Linked DNA regions of Homo sapiens: region 1 is linked to region 2. A link is a loop called in an ENCODE intact Hi-C map of the cell type or tissue named here. Cell type or tissue: dorsolateral prefrontal cortex. All regions are shown on one strand. Each heading gives the region's core, and the rest is flanking DNA. Links, peaks and the distances in the headings are about the cores only. Region 1 overlaps DNAAF9 (dynein axonemal assembly factor 9). Region 2 overlaps ATRN (attractin).

Region 1 (11,848 bases), core at 1,590-9,589, 210 kb after region 2:
TGGGCTGGATTAGCAGCTCACGCCTGTAATCCCAGCACTTTGGGAGGCCGAGGCAGGTGGATCACCTGAGGTCAGGAGTTCAAGACCAGCCTGGCCAACATGGTGAACCCTCATCTCTACTAAAAATACAAAAATTAGCTGAGCATTGTGGCACATGCCTGTAATCCCAGCTACTTGGGAGGCTGAGGCAGGAGAATCACTTGAACCCGAGAGATGGAAGTTGCAGTGAGCCAAGATCACACCTCCAGCCTGGGCAACAGAGCGATACTCTGTCTAAAAAAATAAATAAAAGTTCAGATCCTACCCTTAAAACGTTTTAATGTAGTGATGAACTAAAACCAGACAGCATTGAAAAAGAACATCTTGCAAACTTTTAATGAAATTAGCTTAAAACAAAAATTCAGACGGCACTGGATCTGAAAAAAAAAAGAGAAATTAGCTGTTATCAAAACTCAATAAAAAGAAACTAAAGAAAATGAAAACTACAGACCAGTATTATGAATATTGATACCAGTATTTTAAGTTAAATATTAGCAAACAGAACCTAGTGTCATATTAAAATAATATTCTATGAAGTAGGGTTTATTAAAGGTTCTATATTTAGTTCAATATCTGGAAATCTACTAGTGTAATTGCTATATGAATTTTTCCTCTTGGAGGCTTTTGTAATGACTCTATAGATGCTAAAAAAAGGCATTTGATAACATTGAACATCTGTTCTATTTAAAAATTTCTTTTTTTTTTTTTGAAACACAGTCTCACTGTCACCCAGGCTGGAGTGCAGTGGCACAATCTCAGCTCACTGCAGCCTCCACCTCCTGGGTTCAAGTGATCTCATACCTCAGCCTCCTGAGTAGCCGGGACTACAGGTGTGTGCCACCATGCCTGGCTAATTTTTGTATTTTTAGTAGAGACGGGGTTTTACCATGTTGACCAGGCTGGTCTCAAACTCCTGACCTCAGGTGATCTGCCTGCCTCGGCCTCCCAAAGTACTGGGATTCCAGGCATTAGCCACCAAACCCAACCTCTGTTTAAACATTTATAATTAAAGAAGAATGTAAAAGAAAAATAACATCAGAAATTTTTGGTTTTTGAAAAAACATCATCATCCCCTGGCGAACCTAATTATGAAAAAAAGTGAAAATGCACAAATATACAGAGAATGTAAGAATTAGGAAGACCATTTAACCACAGATAAAGAAGAGAGACAGGTAATTTAGTAGTATCTGCATGCAGTCTCCTCAACTGAGGATACTGCAGGTCACACATAGAGGCCAGAATAGCACTGTAGTTTTAAGAACATTGCTAGTGTCCCTAGAGTCAGTGGAGAGGGTCCACTCGGGAGAGCATCTTTAATTGCACCTGGAACAGCAGCGACATCATGCAGCTGAAGCAGCAACAGTGGTGATCACCATGGGCTGTAGAACATGCTCTTTCCTAGTTTTCTGACTTCTATGAGCTTGATTCTTAGGTGATGGGAAGGAGAAGGAAGCCCTTTTGATGTGTGATAGTGGACTTCTCATCCATCCTGAAGAGTAAAGGCTGAGAGCCAGATTCAACTGTATTTGGAAATAATAAAGTAAGGTGACAACTCTGCCTGGAAGTGCTCAGGATTGCTTCTTAGAGGAGTCATGTGTGGTAATCAGAGATTTTCCAGAAAGGGGAGAAGGTGGTAGAACATTCTAGACAGAGAGAGAAGGAGGCTTTCTGAAAGTGCCAGAATAGTCCTCTGCTGAATTTTGAGAGAAGGTGCTCAAATGTGGCTGCTTTGCCCTCACTGGTATTTAAGCCGGTCCTTGCCTAACTTGAGGATGGTACAATGAATATGGACTTGGAGCCACCCAAGAGCTGCCTCTGCTGGATGCCAGCCTAGAGCCAGGAGTTCTGTTTGAAGTTCAGTATCTTTGTCCTCTGGCTAAGGGCCAAGGCACAGTGGCATGGTTCTTGACCTCTGTTGCATCTTTCTTCTGGATTTGGCCTTGAAGAATCTGAATGATAAACTTTCCATCCACCTGACCAGTTCCACTTACTTACAACAGTATCCATTTCCACAAATGCAGTGTTTATGTTGGGGAAAAGTTGGGAGAATAGCATGTCTAGCGGAAAGCACACAGGTTCTAGGTATCTTTTGTCTAGATATTTTTCTGCTTTTGCTGCTTGTTAGTCTTGAATCCTCAGGCAAGTCACTTTATTGCCTGGTGCCTCAGTCTCTTCTGTAAAGTGGGCATAGAGAAGTAACAAAGATGTCAGAAAGATTTAAAAGGACAATATACATAAAATAACATTTCATATAGAATGCTGGTGATTTTTAATAAGAGTCATTGCATCTTGCATTGGAAAAATAGAATGTGCATGGAGCTAAAAGCAGCACTTAATGATTCATTCTACCTTATTCTATAATTAGTACTGACATATCCACCTCCCTCAGGGGTGGTTTTTTGGGTAACAAAGTGCCTATCTTCTTCTCTGTAACCCCTAAAGCACACTGCGTTTTTCACCTACAAGTTAGCAGAGAATTGGTATTGCTTGACTGTGTGACTGCTTCCTGTCATAGACCCAAACCAAAATGGGTGTCACCAGGCAGGCCATTTAAGTGGAAATATACCTCCTGAGTCTGTTTCTAATAGAATTGAAACACAGTGTGTTCTGTATTAATAGCCTTTTTTTTTGCGGGGGGGGGGGTGGTGCGGGGGGACAGGGTCTCACTCTATTACCCAGGCTGGAGTGCAGTGGTGCTATCTCGGCTCACTGCAACCTCTGCCTCCCAGTCTCAAGTGGTTCTCCCACCTCAGCTTCCCTAGAGGCTGGGACTGCAAGCACTTGCCACCACACCTGGCTAATTTTTGTGTTTTTTAAATAGAGACAGGGCCTTGCTGTGTTGCCCGGGCTGGTCTCAAACTCCTGGGCTCAGGTGATCTGCCCACTCCCAAAGTGGATGAGCCACCGCACCCGGTCCCTTTTTGTTTTTTTAAAGTCTCACAAAGTGAAGCATTCTGGTAAAGCTGAAGAGGTTGGACAGAGCCAAGTAAGCAAGGCAAAGATGCACTCTGAGATGGGTGGCTTTGGGCACAGCTTCCCTGAGGCCAGTGATGTGCATTATGAGTATCAGAGAGAGAGAGCAGACAAATGTCAGGATGTTGTGGGGAGGGCTCAGATGTATATATTTATTTACATATATATACACATATGTTATATATATGTTATATATATCTGTATATATTATATAACATCTGTATACATGTTATATATAATGTGTTATATATACATATATTTACATATTGAGGATATGTCACTTTATTGCTTGGTGCCTCAGTCTCTTCTGTAAAGTGGGCATAGAGAAGTAACAAAGATGTCAGGAAGATTTAAAAGGATAATATACATAAAATAACATTTCATATAGAATTATTTCATATGGAATTTACATATATATATAACATGTAAATATATATTTATGCATATATATATATATATAAATATTTTGAACTCATAGATTTAAACATATTTGATGTGTTGATATCCATTGCAATTACCATCTTTCTCACAGCCAGCCTTGGGCCGACCTGCAGTAGAGGCAGTACTGAAGATACCTAGTGTGCAAGGTCTGATAATAAGCACTTGATACAGGTTATTTCACTTAATTCCTGTAATATCTCTGCAAGGTAGATAGTAGTCATCCCAGCTATATAAGGCATTTGAAGCTCAGGTTAAGTTGCTTGCCCAGGGTCACACAGCCAGTAAGACGCAGAGATTCAAGCACAGGTTTTTCTGAATTGAAACGTTCTTTAACTGCTGGAATGTGAATGACAGCCAACTGGAAAAGGAGAGTAGATCTGGGACCAGAGAGGTCAGACAGACATTGAAGGTCTGTGGTTAAAGTGTTAGTTGGCAGCGCTAGAAGTGTATTTATCTCCAGAGTCCAGAAGGGGATAACCCAGTGCCAAAGTGGAAAGATTGCCCTGGGCCCAGGATACAGGGGCACTGATTGGACCTGATAGCAGGGAGTCAGAAACCCAGACCCAAAAGGATTGGTTTATCGGGCCGAGGCACAGAGGTGGTATGGCAAAGCATTCTAACCCAGGACCCTGCAGATTACCAGTTACAAGTACATGCGCATTTCTATATACAAAATACTATGTAAAAATAAGTTGAGAGAACATTTCCCAAAGTGTTTACAGTGATTCTTATTCTGTTTTCTGTAATGAACAAATAATACTTATGCATTTGCTTTTAAAGACTTTTCATTATTAAAATAACATAGATGGCCAGGTGTAGTGGCTCACACCTGTAATCCCAGCACTTTGGGAGGCCAAGGCGGACAGATCACTTGAGGTCAGGAGTTTGAGACCAGCCTGGCCAACATGGTGGAACCCCATATCTACTAAAAATACAAAAAATTTAGCTGAGATCATGCCACTGAGATCACGCCTGGGTGACAGAGCAAGACTTTGTCTCAAAATAAATAAATAAATAAATAAATAAATAAAATAACACAAACTCAGAAAATAGCATAAAACTGATGTACAATCTAATAACTTATTGTAAAGCAAAGCAACAGAACCTCCATTACCTCCTTCCTCTTCCCACAAGAATAACACTATCGTGAATTCTATGGTAGTCATCTCCTTACTTTTCTTTGCAATTTTATCATCCAAATGTGATTTTATAAACATAGGTTAGTTTTGTTTGCCTGCCCTGTATGCATGTGTGTGTTTTCGGTTTCTTTTAATCTGTAGGTTTTCTCTATCTCTTTGTCCCCCTGCCCCCTAGCTGTCTGTTGAAGAAACCAGATCATTTGTCTTATAGTTGCCATCAGTTGAAATTTTTTTTTTTTTTTGAGATGGAGTCTCACTCTTGTTGTCCAGGCTGGAGTGCAGTGGCATGATCTTGGCTCACTCCAGCCTCCACCTCCTAGGTTCAAGTGATTCTCCTGCCTCAGCCTCTCCAGTAGCTGGGATTACAGGTGCATGCCACTATGGCTGGCTAATTTTTGTATTTTTAGTAGAGACGGGGTTTCTCCACTTTGGCCAGGCTGGTCTTAGTAAGGTGCTAAGGCCTGCCTTAGCCTCCCAGAGTGCTGGGATTACAGGCATGAGCCACTGCACCTGCCCCAGTTGAAATTTTCTTAATTGTATTCCCATGATGTAGTTTAACATTTTCCCCTGTCTCCTGTTTATCCTGATCATTGGTAATTGAATCTAGAGGTTTAATCAGTTTCAGGGTTGATTTTTGGAGAAAAGACTACTTCCTACAGGGTGTTATATTCTTTATCAAGAAGCACATAATGTCTAATTGGTTCTCTTTTTGTTTTGTGAACAGCAATGGATGTGTAATCCCTAGATCCTTAATTCATTAATTAGATCCTCAATTCACCATTGCACAATGGTGTTACTCCAATTGTATATATATACATAAATATATTGTATATATGTATATTGTATTTTGAACTCATAGATTTAAACATATTTGATGTGTTTATATCCATTGTAATTACTACCATCTTCAGTGACGCTCAAATTTTTCTATCTTTGGATAATGAACTCCCTTCAAGTTGTTTCACAATTTAACAGAATCTTATTTTAACAGAATACTAATAGTCCTTGATAACTTCCTTGCCAGCTACTATGTTAAGATATCCCAGCCTTATCTTTACATTTCCTGTCTGAGACCCACTCTCAGTCAGTTCTCTAAAATGTTCTGGTTTCTTTGAATGAGAAGTGGTATTTCAGCACCACAATCTGAGTGCTAGAAGTACTCATTGCTGCTGGTTTGGCCATTGTTTCTAAATCTCTTCAGTAGATAGAGCTAGGAAATATTTTCTGTCTCTTTCTCTCTCTCTGTCTCCCTCCTCCTAATATGTGTATGTATGTATATATAGATAGATAGATAAGATACCTGTATACACACACACATTTTTTTTTGTTTTATCCTACGTTATATATAAAACATACTCAGAAAACACTATCAGCACTGTCACCTACATGATGACTAAAAGGAATTTTTTTGGTAGAGATGGGGTGTCACTATGTTGCCCAGGCTGATCTCGAACTCCTGGGCCCAAATGATCCTCCCCCTCAGCCTCCCAAAGTGCTGGGATTGCAGGCATGAGCCACCATACCTGGCCAGAATTTGTGTGTGTGTGTGTGTGTGTGTGTGTGTGTGTGTCTGTGTGTCTGTGTGTCTGTGTGTCTGTGTGTCTGATAGTCTGGGCAGCAAGTAGACAATGTTTACATTGTCTTCCCAGCAGTGTTGCCTTGTGCTTTATGTCTAGGGCCAGAAGTAGAGTCAGTACTTGGCTAGCACAGAGGTCTGAGTACTTGTGTATCCTTGAGAGGAGGAGGGCGTAGATCTGGCCAGTGAGTTTTGGTGCAGCAAACAGAATGCCTGCTATGAGCAAGGCACTAGACTGGGCGACTAACATACATACCCTTCCATGGTGTAAAATGGACAGGGAAGATGACTGTCCAATTTGAGTACAAATTATTAGCAACTTCAAAATAAGGACAAGGATAATACTTGAGGAGTATCTTAAGCAAGTCCTAATTGGTGGGGTTTTTTTGTTAATTGATGATAACCTTCAAGAAAAGCCCATAGCAAAAAGCAATTTGTAGTGCTTGAGAATAAGAATGAGTTCAGAAAGGATGCTAAAAAGCAGCTGGGATGGGGAATGGAGGCTGTATGTAGAGGAGAGTCAGCTAAGAAGGGTGCAGTTTCTCAGTGCTCATGTGGCTACTAGAAAGAGGGCATAAGGAAGGAGAGGGCTCTGTGCCACCCTTCCCTTTAACTAAAGTCAACCAGTCCTTCAACAAAGCTGCTCAGATGTGACCCTTTTGGCACTGGACATGGTACCATCCTTTAGGTGCCCTGTAAATAAATTCCTCCCAACAGGGTTGCTAAAATAAGGTGCTTAAGGATCATTACTGTCCATTCATTCATTTTTCAGACAGAGTCTCGTTCTGTCACCCAGGCTGTAGTGTAGCAGCACAATCCCAGTTCACTCCAACTTGGACCTCTTGGGCTCAAGCAATCCTCCCGCCTCAGCCTCCTGAGTAGCTGGGACAACAGGTGCGCACCACCAAGCTCAGCTCGTTTTTTTCATGGTGTTTTTTTTTTTTTTGTTTTTTTTTTTGGTAGAGACGAGGTCTCATCATGTTGCCCAAGCTGGTCTGGAAGTCCTGGGGCTCATGTGATTCTCCCACCTGGGCCTCCCAAAGTTCCGGAGTTACAGATGTGAACCACTGCTCCTAGCTATCCTTTTAAATGGCTTTATTTGGAGTATAATTTATGTACCATAATATTCATCCATTTTAAGTGTACAACTCAACGATTTTTAGTGAATTTACAGAGAACATTTTCATCGCCCAGAAAGTTCCCTTGTGCCCACTTGCAGTCAGTCTCCATCCCAACCCCAGGCAACCACTAGTCTACTTTTTGCCTCTACAGATTTGCTTTTTCTGGATATTTCATATGACTGGACCACATATCAGGTGGTTTTCTACATCCAGCTTTTTCATTTGGTATAATGTTTTTGAGATTCATCCATAGGAGTAGCATGTACTAGTAGTTTGCTACTACCTTGTAAAATAACATATATAAATGGTCTGGTGTTTTGAGATAAGTTACAGTTTCATAATTCTCGTTTTCTAAAATACCTCCTTTATATGACCAAACACGTTATCTTTTTCCTTTTTTTCCCAGGATTTGGTGGCTTTTGAACATCAGTGGACTAGCTTCTTCGCTAATTTTGACACAGAAATTCCTTTCCTGCTAGAACTTTCAGAATCTCAGGCGGGTGAGGTATGTAAGGGAAGGGTCAAAGAGGAAGAATAAAATGGTTAATTTATTTATTGTTTTAATTTTTTATTAAATTTTTTTCAAAATACAACACTATCAATTCTAATTTGTCATTTCTTTAAGCTGTGTTGTATACCATAAAGTAGTTCCCCCCCATGCCAACCCTTTATAAAAAGTTGTCTTTTATTTTGTGCCAGCTTCTCCATTAGAAGGATTTTTGCTTTGCAGTGTGGTGGTGCCAGGAATTCTACTGGGCACCAGTTAATAGACGTAGGAATAATTATCCACATGTGAGTAGCACACCTTTGTCAGTATAACCTCCAGATAATGAATGCCAAGATGTCTTTCCAAGCAGATGACGCTAGTCAGCAGTTACCAGGCTCATGAGTAAACCTGAAGTATCTAGATTGACAACCAAGACACAGGACAGCCTCAAAAACTAATCAGCAGGAAGGATCCAAGGAATCCTTCTAAGCTAGCATTCTAGCCTTCTTGGGCACTCACTGCAGCCCTCAACTCTGCTGTGCTCCCCTGTGGCTCAGAGCAAGCCCTCCTGCTGATGGTATGGAGCTGGAATTGATCTTTGTTGTTACGCATTTTACCTTTGAAATGGAGTCTCACTCTGTCGCCCAGGCTGGAGTGCAGTGGCATGATCTCGGTGCACTGCAACCTCTTCCTCCAGGGTTCAAGCAATTCTCCTGCCTCAGCCTCCCAAGTAGCTGGGATTACTGGCACACACCACCATGCCCAGCTAATTTTTGTATTTTTAGTAGAGATGGGTTTTACCATGTTGACCAGGCTGGTCTCGAACTCCTGATCTCAATCGCCCGCCTCAGCCCCCCAAAGTGCTGAGATTACAGGCGTGAGCCATCGCATCCGGCTACCTTTACATATTTTATAAACTCCACAATACAATGCTCTTATGTTTCCTTAAACAATCAATTACCTTTCTTAAAGATTTAAATAATAGGGAAAAAGTCTTATATATTTGCCAGTGTATCGCTTCTCAGCCTTTTGGCTAAGGTCAAGTGTAATATATTTGCCCATGTTGTTGCTCTCTCTGGTGCTCTTCATTCCTTTGTGTAGACCCAGACTTCCCCTTGGCATCCTTCTCCTTGAAGGTTGGTCTTTAATATTTTTTTGTGGTATTAATCTTCTGATGATAAATTCTTGCAGCTTTTGAGTGTCTGGAAAAAAAATCTTTATTTCGCCTTCATTTTTGAAATATATTTTTGCCATGTCTAGATTCTAGATTGACAATTTTTACCTTTTGATACTTGAAAGATCTTGCTTCAGTGTCTTCTTGCTTGCATTATTTCTGATGAGAAGTCCTTCATCCTAATCTTTGTACATAGCATAGTCTTTTATTCTAATCTCTGAATATAAGCAGGCCTTTTTTTTTCCCCCTCTGGCAGCTTTTAAGATTTTCTCTTTATTACTGATTTTGAGTAGTTTGATTATGGTATGTCTTGCTGTAGTTTTCTTCATGTTTCTTGTGCTTGGATTTTGTTGAGCTTCCTAGGTCTGTAGATTTATAGTTTCCTTTAAGTTTGGAAAGTGTTTCGCTGTTAACTCTTCAAATGTTTTTTCTTTTCCAAACCTCTCTTCTTTCCTTGAGGGACTCCATTTGCTTCTACATTAGACCACTTGAAGTTGTTCCAGTGGTCTATCCTTTTCAGTTTGGGGAGTTCTTTTTTCTTCTTCTATTACTATGATTCTAAGAGTGAAAGAGATTCCACAAGGTATACTCAGAAGTGTCACTGTCGTTTCCTGTTACTCTTTTCTTATTGCCTTCTTCTTTCCACCCATTTTCCCCACTCCATTGACAGTAGGTAACAAACCTCTTGAGTTTCTCATTTACCTTTTCTATTTCATTTGCACAAATGAGCAAATACATGTGCATTTTCTCATATTCTCACCTTTCTAACATTGAAGGGTAGCATATAGTCATTTCCACTTAACAGTATATCCTGGAACTCTCTCGCAGTCCTTTTTTTTTTCTTTGTTTTCTTAACAAAGTAAACATATTCAAGTCAGTTCATTGGGATCTTTGTTACAATTCATAGTACTCCATTTTGTGGATTTGTCTTAATTTATTCAGCCCCTCTTGTATGTGCACATAATGAGGTTGTTTCTAATATTTTGCCATTACAAACAGAGTCATAGTAAATAACTCAGCGCTTATGTATGTTCCTATTGTTGGAGGTATATATACGTACCTAGTGATGGGATTGCTGGGTCAAAAGGTGAGTGCATATGTCATGTTGTTAGTTATTGCCAAAGTCCCCTTCAGAAGGGTTGTACCAGTTTGCATTCCCACCAGCACTATATGAATGCCTGTTGCTGCACAACTTCACCAATAGAATGTATTGTCATACTTTAAAAATTTTCAGTCTCACAGATGAAAAATAGTATATCGGTATTGTTTTAATTTACATTTCTGTATTAGTAAGTTTGAACATTCCCTCATATGTTTGATGACCATTTTATATTTTGTTTACATATTGTTTTTCCATTTTAATATTAGTACAGTTATTAACTGAACTATAGAGCATAGGTTTTAGGAGGGTTTTTTGTCCCCTGGCTTTTTTTTTGGGATGGAGTGTCGCTCTGTCGCCAGGCTGGAGTGCAGTGGCGCGATCTCGGCTCACTGCAACCTCCGCCTCCCGTGTGCCCTGGTTTTTAAGAGTTTGTTATATAATTGGGCTATTAGCATTTTGTCTCTAGTATATACTCCAAATACTTTTTCCATATTTGTCAGTTGGTTTGTTTATAATGGGTTTTTTTCTTGCCATGCAAACATTTTTGTTTTTATGTAAATTGATCTGCCTTTTCTTTCATTGCCTCTGGATTTTGAGTCATTATATAGGGAAAGGCTGTAATTGAAAGTTACCCTCTAGCACTTGTATGGCTTGAATTTTTACATTTAGATCCCTAATCCAAATGTAATTCGTGGGAATATGTTGTGAGATATGGATCTACTTTTATTTTTTCCCTCAAATCATTACCAAGTTAGAATCCCAGCTATACAGTTCACTAGCTCTGTGACCTTGGACAAGTAAATTAACTTTTGTATCTTTGTCAACTCATCTCTAGAGAGGAAATGATAGAATGAAGCTCATAGGTTGTTATTAGGATTGCTTGAGATGATAAGTGCCTATCACAGTCACATGGTAAGCCCACGATAAATTTTAAGTATAATGTTAATCTATAGTTTTTACACATCAGTAAGACAAACATCAGAACTCCAATTGAGCCAGGCGGGGTGGATCACTTGAGGTCAGGAGTTCAAGACCAGTCTGACTAACATAGTGAAACCCTGTCTCTACTAAAAACGCAAAATTAGCCGGCTGTGGTGATGCACACCTGTAATCCCAGCTACTTGGGAGGCTAAGGCAGGAGAATTGCTTGAACCTGGGAGGCGAAAGTTGCAGTAAGCTGAAATCATGCCACTGCACTCCAGCCTGGGCAACAAGAGCAAAACTCTGCCTCAATAAATAAATAAATAAACACTCCAATTGATAAATATCCGGAGAATGTAAATAAACTGTTAACTAATGAAGGGAAATCCAAATAGCCACTGAACATGTCTAAAATATTCTACTTCATTAAAAATGCCAAGGGGTATAAAAGAAGACAACAAACAATGAGGTCCCATTTTTCATTTTTCAACTTGGCAGATATATTGAAACCATTTCATAGGCAGTGCTTATGAGGAGACCATGAGACAAGCACACTCATATTGTAGGTAGACATGTACATGGATAGAACTTAAAAAACAATTTGGCAACATAGTTCTGCCTTTTTATTCTATGATTTCATTTCCAGATCTGCCTTAAGGAAATCATCAGAGCTGCAGATTAAATTTATTAAGTTCACTACATGAGGTGTGTGTGTGTGTGTGTGTGTGTGTGTGTGTGTGTGTGTGTGTGTGTGTATGTGTGTGTATTTTTTCCATTATATTGAAGAATTAATAACAATATAAATTTCCATGAACAGAAGACTATTTAATAAAGTTTAGTGCAATCATATATTATCTATGATGTACCATAGAGAA
Region 2 (11,848 bases), core at 2,051-10,050:
CCCAGTCTCTTTAACAAGTAAGGGGGAAAATGATGGATGGGGTCCCTACAGATCAAGAGAAACTTCAGAGACATTTTAACCAATTGTAACATATGGATCTTATTTGGATTCTGAGTTGAACAAACTAAACTTAAAAAAAAAATTGAGACAATTAGGAGATGTAAACACTGAATGGACACTGAGAGATATTAAAGAACAACTTTTTTTTTTTTTTTGAGTTAGAGTCTTGCTCCATTACTCAGACTGGAGTGCAACAGCACCATCATAGCTCAGTGCAACCTCAAATTCCTGGGCTCAAGCAATCCTCCCACCTCAACCTCCTGAGTAGTTGGGACAACAGGCACGCACCACCATGACCAGCTAATTTTTGTATTTCTAGTAGAGATGAGGTCTTGCTGTGTTGCCCAGGCTGGTGTTGAACTCCTGGACTCAAGCAATCCTCCTGCCTTGGCCTCCCAAAGCGCTGGGATTACAGGCGTGAGCCACCACCCCTGGCTTAAAGAATAAAAGTGTAATAACTGCATAGGGGTTGTGTTTTAAAAATTAAGTCTTCATCTTTAAAAGACAGCCAATCCTCATTATAGTCATGTATGTGGTCCTGCATAACGATGTTTCCATCAATGATGGATGGCATGTACAATGGTTGTCATCTAGTAATCTAAGGTTAATTTATTATTGAAGAAAACAATTTTAAAATAAATTTAGTGTAGCCTAAGTGTACAGTTCACAAAGTCTACAGTAGTGTACAGTCTACTCACTCACAGACCTCCCCAGAACAATTTCCAGTCCTGTATGCTCCCTCTCTTCATAGTAAGTGGCCTGTACAGGTGTACATTTTTTTATCTTTTATATTGCATTTTTACTGTACCTTCTCTATGTTTAGATATGCTTGGACACACAAATACTTACATTGCATTACAATGACCTACAGTATTGAGTATAGTAACATGCTGCACAGGCTTGTAGCTAGGAGCAACAAGCCATACCATATAGCCTAGATGTGTAGCCTAAGTTTATGTAAGTACACTCTGTGATGTTGGCACAATGATGAAATTGCCTAAGGATGCACTTCTCAGAATGTATCCCTATCATTCAGTGACACATGACCATATCTGCAGATTGTAGATTCCATATTTGCAAATTCACGTACTTATAAAATCTATTTCTAATTCCAAAATCAATACTTGCAGTAGTTTCATGGTCATTTACCAGCATGTGTGTGCAAAGAATGGCAAAAAATTTGAGTTGACACACATGCATATTACCGGCTAAGGTCAAACAAGGAGATGCTCTCCCTTCTTGTTTCAACTATCATACTACAAACAAGTGTCCCTTCCATGATGTATCTAGTGCCATGTTTTATGCATTTTTGTGCCTTATGTTAGTGCTTTCACTGCTGAAAATGGCCCCCTATGCAGTGCTGAAGTGCTGTCTAGTGTTCCTAAGTGTAAGAAGGCTGTGACGAGCCTTACTGAGAAAATACGTGTGTTACATAAGCTTTGTTCAGGCATGAGTTAAAGTGCTGTTGGCTGTGAGCTCAATGTTAATAAATCAAGAATATATATTCAACAAGATGTTTTTAAATAGAAACACACATAAAAGAAAGTTATGTATGCTGACTGGTTGATGAAAATGTCATCAGAGGTTTATAGAAACATAACCCTGTATTTCCCCTAGGAGCAATAATTCAATATTCAAGAATTCAGTGTTTATAGTTACTTTATAGAGTTGTGAAAAATGAAAACAAATTGTTATCTGAAATATATTTTTTTTGAGTTAGGGTCTCACTCTGTCACCCAGGCTGGAGTGCAGTGGCGTCATCATAGCTCACTGCAGCCTCAAACTCCTGGGCTCAAGTGATCCTCCTGCCTTAGCCTCCCAAAGTGCTGGGATAACAGGCATGAGCCACCATGCCTGGCCTAATCTGAAATATTTACTGGTAGATTTCAAAAACTAAAAAATTAATATAAGGTTTCTTTCTCTTTTTTTTTTTTTTGACACAGTCTCGCTCTGTTGCCCAGGCTGGAGTGCAGTGGCGCGATCTCAGCTCACTGCAAGCTCCACCTCCTGGGGTTCACATCATTCTCCTGCCTCAGCCTCCCGAGAAGCTGGGACTACATGCGCCCGCCACCACGCCCAGCTAATTTTTTTGTACTTTTAGTAGAGATGGAGTTTCACAGTGTTAGCCAGGATAGTCTTGATCTCCTGACCTCGTGATCCACCCGCCTCGGCCTCCCAAAGTGCTGGGATTACAAGCGTGAGCCACTACGCCCGGCCAGGTTTCATTTTTTACCTTGCTATAGGCTTACTCAGTACCACATTAAGCAGGCTAGATTCAACTAGTTAATTTGTTGCTTAAACCAAATAAGCAACCTCCTCTTCCCAGTACAGTTGGTGTTCTCAGCAATTGTGAATCCATCTGGTTGCACAGGGGCTCTGCAAAGTTAGGGAGAGTCTCTCAGAGACACATGGAGCAGGCAACTGAGAGGCACAGCTGCATCTCCTGCCGCCTTGGTATGTCACAGCCATCTCTCCTCCTCCTTCCTGCCTCCCTCAAAACCTCAATGAAAACCAAGGAAGGCACAGCTCACCCAATGCTGTTGATCCACTTAAAGCATGAAGAAATGCTGTGAATCGAAGTTTCTTTTTCAGTAAATTATTTCATAAAATTAAACCAAAACTATGGCCTTTTAGTAGCTGGCCTCCCTCAGGGTCTCCTGCCACCTACCCAATCCTGTCTCACACACACAGATACTTACATATCAGGGTTCAAACATACCACTGGAATCACATAAAATGAAAACATTACAACTCAGGCAAGGCATTCCCAATTTTGACTCATGATTAAATTATATTTTATGGTAAAGTCTCAACTTCTCTGAGTTTGAATAAAACCTAAGAATGTTTTATAAAAAATTCATTTGTTTGCTAGTTATGACTGTACTAATACCTGCCATTTAGCAAATGTCTATTATGTGCCAAATCCTGTGCTAGGAGAACTAGGAACACAAACGAAGACAGTTGAGGCCAGGCTCCCACAGGCATGATAATGACAAAATGGTCCCACTGCGTTTCAGATGAAAATCTCAAGAGGCACTTGCTAGAAAGCTTTAAGGGTCTTCTGTACTGAGGAAGTTCAAGATTATGATTTATAATAACACTTCAAATTAGCAAGGTGGCCAGAAATCCTTCCATTTTAGTCTCTAGCTGTCAAATGTTCTCATAGTAAAACCATACACATTGCTAAAAAACGAAATAATTACCTTATATAAGATAGCACCTTTTCCTAGTAGCTAGTTCCTAAATTGTCTCAACTCTTCCTTCACAACATCTCCAAAATATGTCACCTTCTCACTTTTCCTTTTTTTTTTTTTTTTTTTTGAGATGGAGTCTCGCTGTCGCCCAGGCTGGAATGCAGTGGCATAATCTTGGCTCACTGCAATTTCCGCCTCCTGGGTTCAAGTGATTCTCCTGCCTCAGCCTCCCAAGTAGCTGGGACTACAGGTGCCTACCACCACACCTGGCTAATTGTTTTGTATTTTAGGAAGAGACGGGGGTTTTGCCATGTTGACCAGGGTGGTCTGGAACTCCTGGGCTCAAGTGATCGGCCCTCCTCGGCCTCCCAAAGTGCTGGGATTACAGGCGTGAGCCACCGTGCCCGGCCTCTCATCTTTCCTAATCTAAGTGAAATTACCTCATCTGTCTTCCATCGTTACAACAGAAATTTCAAAAGCCAAAGGAATTCTAACATGATGCAGGCATTATAACGCTTAAACATCCTTAGGATTTATATGGCTTAGAATTTTAAAAAAGGGAAAGTAGACAGCAGTAGTAATAGCAGAAACTGAATGAGAAAAATTAATAATGTGATTAGGCTGTTTAACTTCTTAAAAATCTTTAAAGCACACTGTAAGGAACAAGTAGAGTGGCCACTCTGAATCTCCCTTATTTGACTGAGACTTCTCCAAGGGCCGATTTTTTGAAGAGCTCTGGTAGTTTGGGCCAGGCATTTTTGAGCGATAAAATGCAATGAACTGCAGACTTCTGATTATCCAGAGCCTACAGACTTGAGCTATATTAAACTTCACAATCTCTCCACCTCTGTTCTCCTACCTTATCCCCCCATCTGAAGTGCCCTCTCTCCTCTTTTCCAAACTTCTTACTATTCAGATACAACTACTAGGAACTTGACAACCTAAATACCACTAACAATAACAAAGGACATAAGACAATGACATGCACGTAACTTTTGTTGCCCCAGGCACTCAGACCACACCAAAAAGCATGCTCTTGCGTGCTAACAAAACCAGATCAATAAACATGGCATTCAAAGTAATTCACCTCCACATCAAATATTTTAAACATAAATCAGAAAATTTATACCCACATAATCCTGTAAAAAAACTACTGGGATGAGGGAATCTTGTGAATAATATGTTGAGTCCAATTCCACTTTACTTTTCTCTTTTTTTTTTTTTTTTTTTTTTTTGAGACAGAGTCTTGCTCTGTTGCCAGGCTGGAGTGCTGTGGCGCGATCTCGTCTCACGGCAACCTCCAACTCCCTGGTTCAAGTGATTCTCCTGCCTCAGCATCCCTCGTTCAAGCGATTCTCCTGCCTCAGCCTCCCAACTAGGGGGGATTACAGGCACGCACTACCAAGCCCAGCTAATTTTTGTACTTTTAGTAGAGATGGGTCTTTACCATGTTGGCCAGGATGGTCTTGATCTCCTGACCTCGTATTCCACCCGCCTCGGCCTCCCAAAGTGCCAGAATTACAGGCGTGAGCCACCGTGCCCGGCCCTTTATTTTCATTTTAAACACAAAAGAAAAGGAGCAATCACTTCTCCAATTACCTGTTGTGTAAGACTGCTGAATGGCCAAATCTGTTGACATCATGGTGGAGATCAGGTCTGGGAAGCACTGACCAGCGGTCACAGGCTAGGAGAAAGAAAAATATATTTTTAAACGGACTACCATTTCTAATCAACAGGACCTGACATTTTCTTTGGGAAAAATACTACAACAAAGAGAACCTCATAAAACATGCCTCTCAATTTTCTCAGTTACAACATCATTTCTGGGTTAAAATGAAGCAGCAGCAGAGCAACAGGGCATGGAAGAAAGGCGGGATCATACCACAATTCTAACTAGCAAACGCACCCGAAATCCATGACATCTGGATCACTCACCCAACTGCCTATCAGTTTGATGCACTAGAATTGAGACAGAGTCTCGCTCTGTCACCCAGGCTGGAGTGCAGTGGTGTGATCTCAGCTCACTGCAAGCTCCTCCTCCCAGGTTCACGCCATTCTCCTGCCTCATCCTCCCAAGTAGCTGGGCCTATAGGCGCCTGCCACCATGCCTGGCTAATTTTTTTTATTTTTAGTAGAGATGGGGTTTCACCGTGTTAGCCAGGATAGTCTCAATCTCCTGACCTCGTGATCTGCCCACCTGGGCCTCCCAAAGTGCTGGGATTACAGGCATGAACCACCACGCCCAGCCAAGAATGTTTTTTAAAGCAAGCAAATTTTACATTCTACAAAGCTTATGTCAGCAAAACATGGGTTTCATAATTATTTTCCACTCTTTTCTATATTGATTTGCTCAAATTTAGTAGCTAAAATGGAAAAATAAAGGTGGAAAATGAAATTTCAAGAAATTTAAATGTCACCTAATTTTTACAAAGTCCTTTCCTAGATCCCATAGATTGATTAATTTTCCCTTGTTGTGACCCATACTAGCAACTTCTCTTCTGGATCTAATACCAACTGGTGCTGCTATACCATGCCAACCTCACACTCAGTGTCTCACTCTTTGAGCCCTTAAATATGTGCCGGTCTTTTCCACCTCTGTGTCTCTGCAAACTGGGTTTCCTCTGCCTGGAGAGTGCTGCCTAACTTCACCTACCTGACACCTAGTGTCCCCAAGGACCCAGAGAGGATGGCCCCTCCTTAAGAAAGTGTTCCCTGTTTATCACTCTACCCTCCATGACTTAAAGGGTACTCAGAGGTGCTCTCATACATTCTTTTCAGCCAGAAACACCCTGAAGTGCAATTCTATTGTCTGCTCATTTCTCTACCTCTTCTACTTTGAGGCTAAGGGCTTTAAGTTATTCATCTGATCTCCTCAATGTACAAACTGAGTGGCTGGCACACAAATGTCTGTTAAAAACGAATGTCTGACTTGGAATAGTCAAAATCACAGAGACAGACTGTAGAATAGTGGTTGCCAGGCATTGTGGGGAGGAAGAAATGGGACATTATTGTTTAATGGGTATACAGCTTCAGTCTTACAAGATGAAGACAGTTCTGAAGATGGATGGCGGTGATGGATTTATAACATTATGAATGTGTTTAGTATCACTAAACTAGACATTTAAATATAGTTAGGATGGTAAATTTTATGTGTATTTTACCACAATCAAAAAAATAATAATTTGTTTAAAATGAACATCTGACAATTTTTATGAAAGAGATCATCCGGTATGCATTTGCTTTGCATGAACAAATACTGCCCTCTTCTGGTCTGGTATATTGCCACACCAAGACCATGTGAGAAACCAGTTTTCTAGGGAATGAGATAAAGCTAATACGTGAACCAATTTTAACACAATGCTGGTGGTTGCAACTATGTAACACTACCAGGTAGGCATAACATGACAAAGGAGAGACTAGACACCTCAACTCAGCCTTAAAAATTAGCATTCAAGCAATTAACAGGAGTGATTTCAAAAAGAATTTAATGTAGAAATAATTTTTACCAGATGTGTAACATTAGTCAAATGAATATAAAAAATACCATTTGGACCTCTTTCAAATGGCCTGATCATTTTGAACTGGCAATATTTTCAGTCTCCTTTTAAATGCTGCTTATAGTATAGGCAAAAAGATGCCTGAAGAGAAAATGGTTTTGGGAAACTTACCAATGTCATAGGCCATGAAATCTGAAGAGAAGCATTTGGCGCCATGGCTCATAGATGTGTCATTGTGTGTGTTTCCTCCAAACACCAGCATGGTTCCACTCACTATCACAGCTGTGTGCAAGTAACGGAAAAATCGGCTGTCCTTAAGAATGGTCCTTTTGAGTTTATTTAGAAATAATAAATACAAGGTTAGTTTTTAAAGAATATTTATGTATCTGCTAATGCAAGCACAACCACTTTATTAACCTCAGACCCAAATGTACAAATCCTTCCAGAGTTTTCCCTACATAAAAGTAAGTTTTTCAACAATAAATACAGATAATTTTAAAGACCTGTAAGAGTTTTGGCAAAATATATTAAGAACCTTAAACTCTTCATACCCCGTAGCTATATAATTCCAGTTTCTGGGCAGAAATCATGTGAAATATTGACAGAAGCTTAATGCATAATGGTTTCTTAATGACATAAAAACTAGAAAGAAACCAAAACTTTCACCTGCATAGTCTCAGCATACCCACAAAATGGAGTATTGCACAGCTACTAAAAATGATTATTTTTATGACAGAATATAAAACAGTACCCATAGCAAGGTATCAAACATGTGAGGAAAAAGAGGAGAAACCATCGCTTTATAATTACATTATTTCGTAACTCAAATTTGCTTTACATTTGTTAAAAAACTCTAAGTATTTTCTAACCAACCTGCTACAGAATTACAGAATAACGTAACAAAATAAATACTAGCTACTTTATTACCCTCTGTTTATTTCCCAATTTCTCTATATATAATGCCGAACAGAATTATCTGCCAGGCATGAAAACAAAAAGATAGCACAATATTTTCTCCACAATTGCCTCTACAGAATTTACACCTTAAAGTGAAAGCTCAAGAAAAAGTACCCACCACATCTGGGTATCCACATCATATCGGTAGAGATCATCTGCAAGCCGGTACTTATTGGCACTGAAAGCCTTGTAGCCACCATGAACGTATAGGGCCCTGGTCCTATGGTCGTAAACACTGCTATGGCCGTAACCCCCTTGCACAAGGGCACCCTGGGTGTGTAATATACTCCATGTGTTCTTATCTGGAAAGGAAAGACAGTTAAAGGCAAGCATGGCAGGCTCCTCCTCTCTACTACTGAAAATGTCCAAAGAGCTTAGGGCATGAGAATGGATTTCAGGAGACCTGATACATATACTTTTTTATCTTTATATTTTAAAGAAAGCCACCTAAAACTTATAACAAAGCCATGTGGCCCAATTCCAGTCTGTTCTATGTTCTGATGTTCTAATATGCCATGTAGGAAAAGAATTAACTAAATTTAAAACACTCAGGGCCAGGCGAAGTGGCTTACATGTGTAATCCCAGCACTTTGGGAGGCTAAGGTGGGAGGATCACTTGAGGCCTGCTATGTTGGCCAGCCTGGGCAACATAGCAAGATCCCATCTCTACTAAAATTAAAAAATTAGCCAGGAGTGGTGGCACGCACCTGTAGTCCCAGCTACTAGGGAGGCTAAGGTGGGAGGATCACTTGAGGACAGGGCATCAAGGCTGCAGTGAGCTATGATTGTGCCACTGCACTCCAGCCTGTGTGAGAGAACAAGAGCCTGTCTCAATAAATAAAATGTTCACTCAAATGAACATTTAATTCCCTACAACCTTTGGTGACCAATATACAGATATATTTTATAGGCCTACTTTCACAAAATGTTAATTATACCTGGTATTCCTACTGCACAACAACAGATACAATGAAATTTAACCAAGGGAAATATTTCATATTAAGGGTAAATCATACTCCACTAAACCAATCTCTAAAGGGCTGGGCAAATATTTTTTTTCTTCAATATTTATTGTTTTGAACCATTTTTATTTATTTATTTTAAATACCCAAAGCACTTTGCGTCATCTTTGGCTCCTTACCAAATTGACAGTAACAAATACATACTACATAGGAGCATCGATAATCTGCATTTCACTGGTAATACATCAATGTTAACTATGTTGCTTTTGTTTGTTTGTTTGTTTGTTTGTTTTGAGACGGAGTCTCACTCTGTCCCCCAGGCTGGAGTGCAGTGGTGCAATCTTGGCTCACTGCAACCTCCACCTCCCGGGTTCAAGCGATTCTCCTGCCTCAGCCTCCTGAGTTGCTGGGATTATAGGTGCCCGCCACCAGGACAGGCTAATTTTTGTATTTTTAGTAGAGACAGGGTTTCACCATGTTGGTGCCAGGCTGGTCTTGAACTCCTGACCTTAGGTGATCCGCCCGCCTCAGCCTCCCAAAGTGCTGGGATTACAGGAGTGGGCCACCACGCCTGGGCCCAGTGTTTACTATGTTTCAAGATAAAGTACCGAATCAAGATTAGGTTGAACTTTTCTAAACAGTCAAAATAATAAGCTTAGAGGTTTTAAATCTGATGTTCAAAAGGCATCTACTGGAAAAAATATACCTACCCAAATCATATTCCTGCACATTGCTTATATATCCATAGAGAGGGCAGTGACCAAAGATGACCAGCATGACCACTCGGCCATTCTTCAGTGTAACAATGTGTGCAGAGTGCCCAACCACTGCATACTGCTCCTTTGCCTTAGGGGTCAACAACACCCATGACTCATTATGAATGTGAAAAACTCTCAACTCATTGGTCACATTCCCAGTTGAATCAATTTTTCCTCCATACATGTAAATTTTATCCTAGGAAAAAAATGCAAACAAAATTTTTAAAAACATTGAAAAGATTAAATCTGAGAACAGAGAAGAACAAAAGCTCAATATTATTCTCAGCTTAAAAAAGGTTAGTCAAGAAACTAAAAATAGAACTACCCTATGATCCAACAATTTCGATACTGGGTATATATCCAAAAGAATGGAAATGAACATATCAAAGAGATATCTGCACTCCCATGTTAATTGCAGCACAATTGACAATAGCCAAAACATGGAATCAACGTGTCTATCAATGGATAATTAGATAAAGAAAATGTGGTGTATATATACACAATGGAGCATTATTCAGCCGTTAAAAAGAATGACATCCAGTCATTTTGTAGCAACATGGACTGAACTGGAGGTCATTATGTTAAGTAAAATAAGCCAAGCACAGAGACAAATATCACATTATCAATCATATGTGGGAACTAAAAAAGTGGATCTCATGAAGATAGAGAGTAGACTGGTGGTTACCAGAGGCTGGCAGGCTGGTGGGGGAGAATGAAGAAGGAAAAAAAGAATGTAAATATATTTATTACCACCAAACTGTACACTTAAAAATGGTAAAGATGGTACCATTATATACGTATATTTTACCTCAGTAAAAAATAAATTAAAAAAAATTTTAAGGGTTAGCAAAAGGCGCCTTTCAGTGAGTTACTAGGAAAAGGATAAAAAAAGGGAAAAGGGAAATAAAACTAATCATATTTTACATCTCTAATACTTCACCAGTTTTCTTGGACTTCCTCACATGAATCTTTTATAGTATAAAAGGACTTGGAAAAATAAAGTTGCCTCATCCTACCATCTATCTATAAAAATGAGGAAATGAAAATGTTTGTTCAGCCACATTACAATGTGGCTATTCTTGGCTAAACTTGCTTATGAGAATAAAAGCTAATCTACACTTTTTAATCTACATCTTTAACCATTTAGTGCCATTATTATAATACCCCATTACAGTTTGAAGCCATTAAAATCTCTTGAGTTAAAAAAGTTTCCATTTTAATTTCTACTTATAACTTAGCCAATTATATAATGCCCCCAATAAAAAGTTTTCCCCAATTAAAAACCAACACTGAGGTAGCTTTTCAACTATGTAATACATGAAGTAACTGAGGAAAACTTAGTTTCTTGCTTAGCACAGAGTGGAGATGCTTTACCTTGTATAATGCCAAAGAATGACCATATCTAACAACCACATTGTTCACAGAACGGTTTAGTGGAAGCCACTCCCTAGAAGCAAGGTCATACCTACAAAACAAACAGATCATATTTTCACCCAACTAATAAGACAGAACATCTCATACTATTTTATTTGTGACATAATCCAGTTTGGAGATGCTCACTAAATCCACCATGGATGTAGGGGGGCACTTGTCACCTTCACAAATAAACCTGACACCTGGGCCCACTGGACAAGTGATAACTCAGGAAGAGGAGCTGGACTACAAAATCCTGGGAAAAGAAAGGAATACAAAGCTACTGGAAGGTTCTAACACTTCCTGAAAACCTCTTCTATACACAGTCTAAATCATTTAAAGGTTGCATTGTACTCAAGGGACTCAAAATTTTATTACAATAACTTTTCTTTTATTTAATCATGAGAAACTGAAGATAGGTACCAAAAAAGGGATGATAATTAAGTAAAAGAAAATTACTAATCTTTCCTTTTCTTTATATAATTGACTAAAAATACATTTTCAAAAGCCAGAATACCATTATAGCATTTCACTTGTACTACGAATATAAAGACCTTAAAATACAAAAATGCCAAAAAGAAAATAATTTATAATCCTGCCATGCAATTTATACTTATTAATGCATTATTCAATAATCACATTCAGTATCTTAAAGTACTCACTTTTGAGTTTTTGCTTTTGAGAAAAACTCTACTGTTTTTATAAAAATCATACATGTTCATTATAAAGAATGTAACCAATACAAAGAATAAAGAGCTAAAAGTTTTTTTTAAAAGATGCCACATTCCATGATCTAGAAATAAATATCATTAAGTAAACATCATTCCAGACATCTTTCTATGCATATGAGGATACTGTTAATAAAGTGTTGATTTTAATTATTTTCATAAAATAGAAAAAAAAACAAAAAGAAATGATATTGTTATATCTTAAGTAAATGTTTCTTTTCTATAAAAGTTTACCTGGATATTCCAAGTATTTAAAAAATCTTGAAAAACATTATCATA

Evidence for each region. Hi-C counts contacts between places; a loop is a spot of excess contacts. Peaks named below come from ENCODE experiments on the same cell type or tissue, not always from the same donor. Only the 100,000 strongest peaks of a DNase experiment are listed, where the experiment ranks them.
Region 1: it touches region 2 in a loop (3-fold over the local background); 2 of 110 quality-filtered maps call a loop at or near these places.

The regions. Positions count from the first base shown.
Region 1 is chr20:3,344,471-3,356,318 of GRCh38, reverse strand. DNAAF9 (dynein axonemal assembly factor 9) reads left to right here. Exons shown (of 37, transcript NM_001009984.3): 8 at 7,696-7,794. Among named protein-coding and RNA genes, the nearest start is that of DNAAF9, 57 kb to the left of the region's middle. In dorsolateral prefrontal cortex, for the core only: a CTCF peak has its summit at 4,746; no DNase peak of the experiment used is centred there; H3K27ac peaks cover 765 bases.
Region 2 is chr20:3,558,438-3,570,285 of GRCh38, reverse strand. ATRN (attractin) reads right to left here. Exons shown (of 29, transcript NM_139321.3): 7 at 10,803-10,893; 8 at 9,381-9,624; 9 at 7,827-8,010; 10 at 6,923-7,077; 11 at 4,854-4,938. Among named protein-coding and RNA genes, the nearest start is that of ATRN, 93 kb to the right of the region's middle. In dorsolateral prefrontal cortex, for the core only: a CTCF peak has its summit at 6,529 (motif pointing left); no DNase peak of the experiment used is centred there.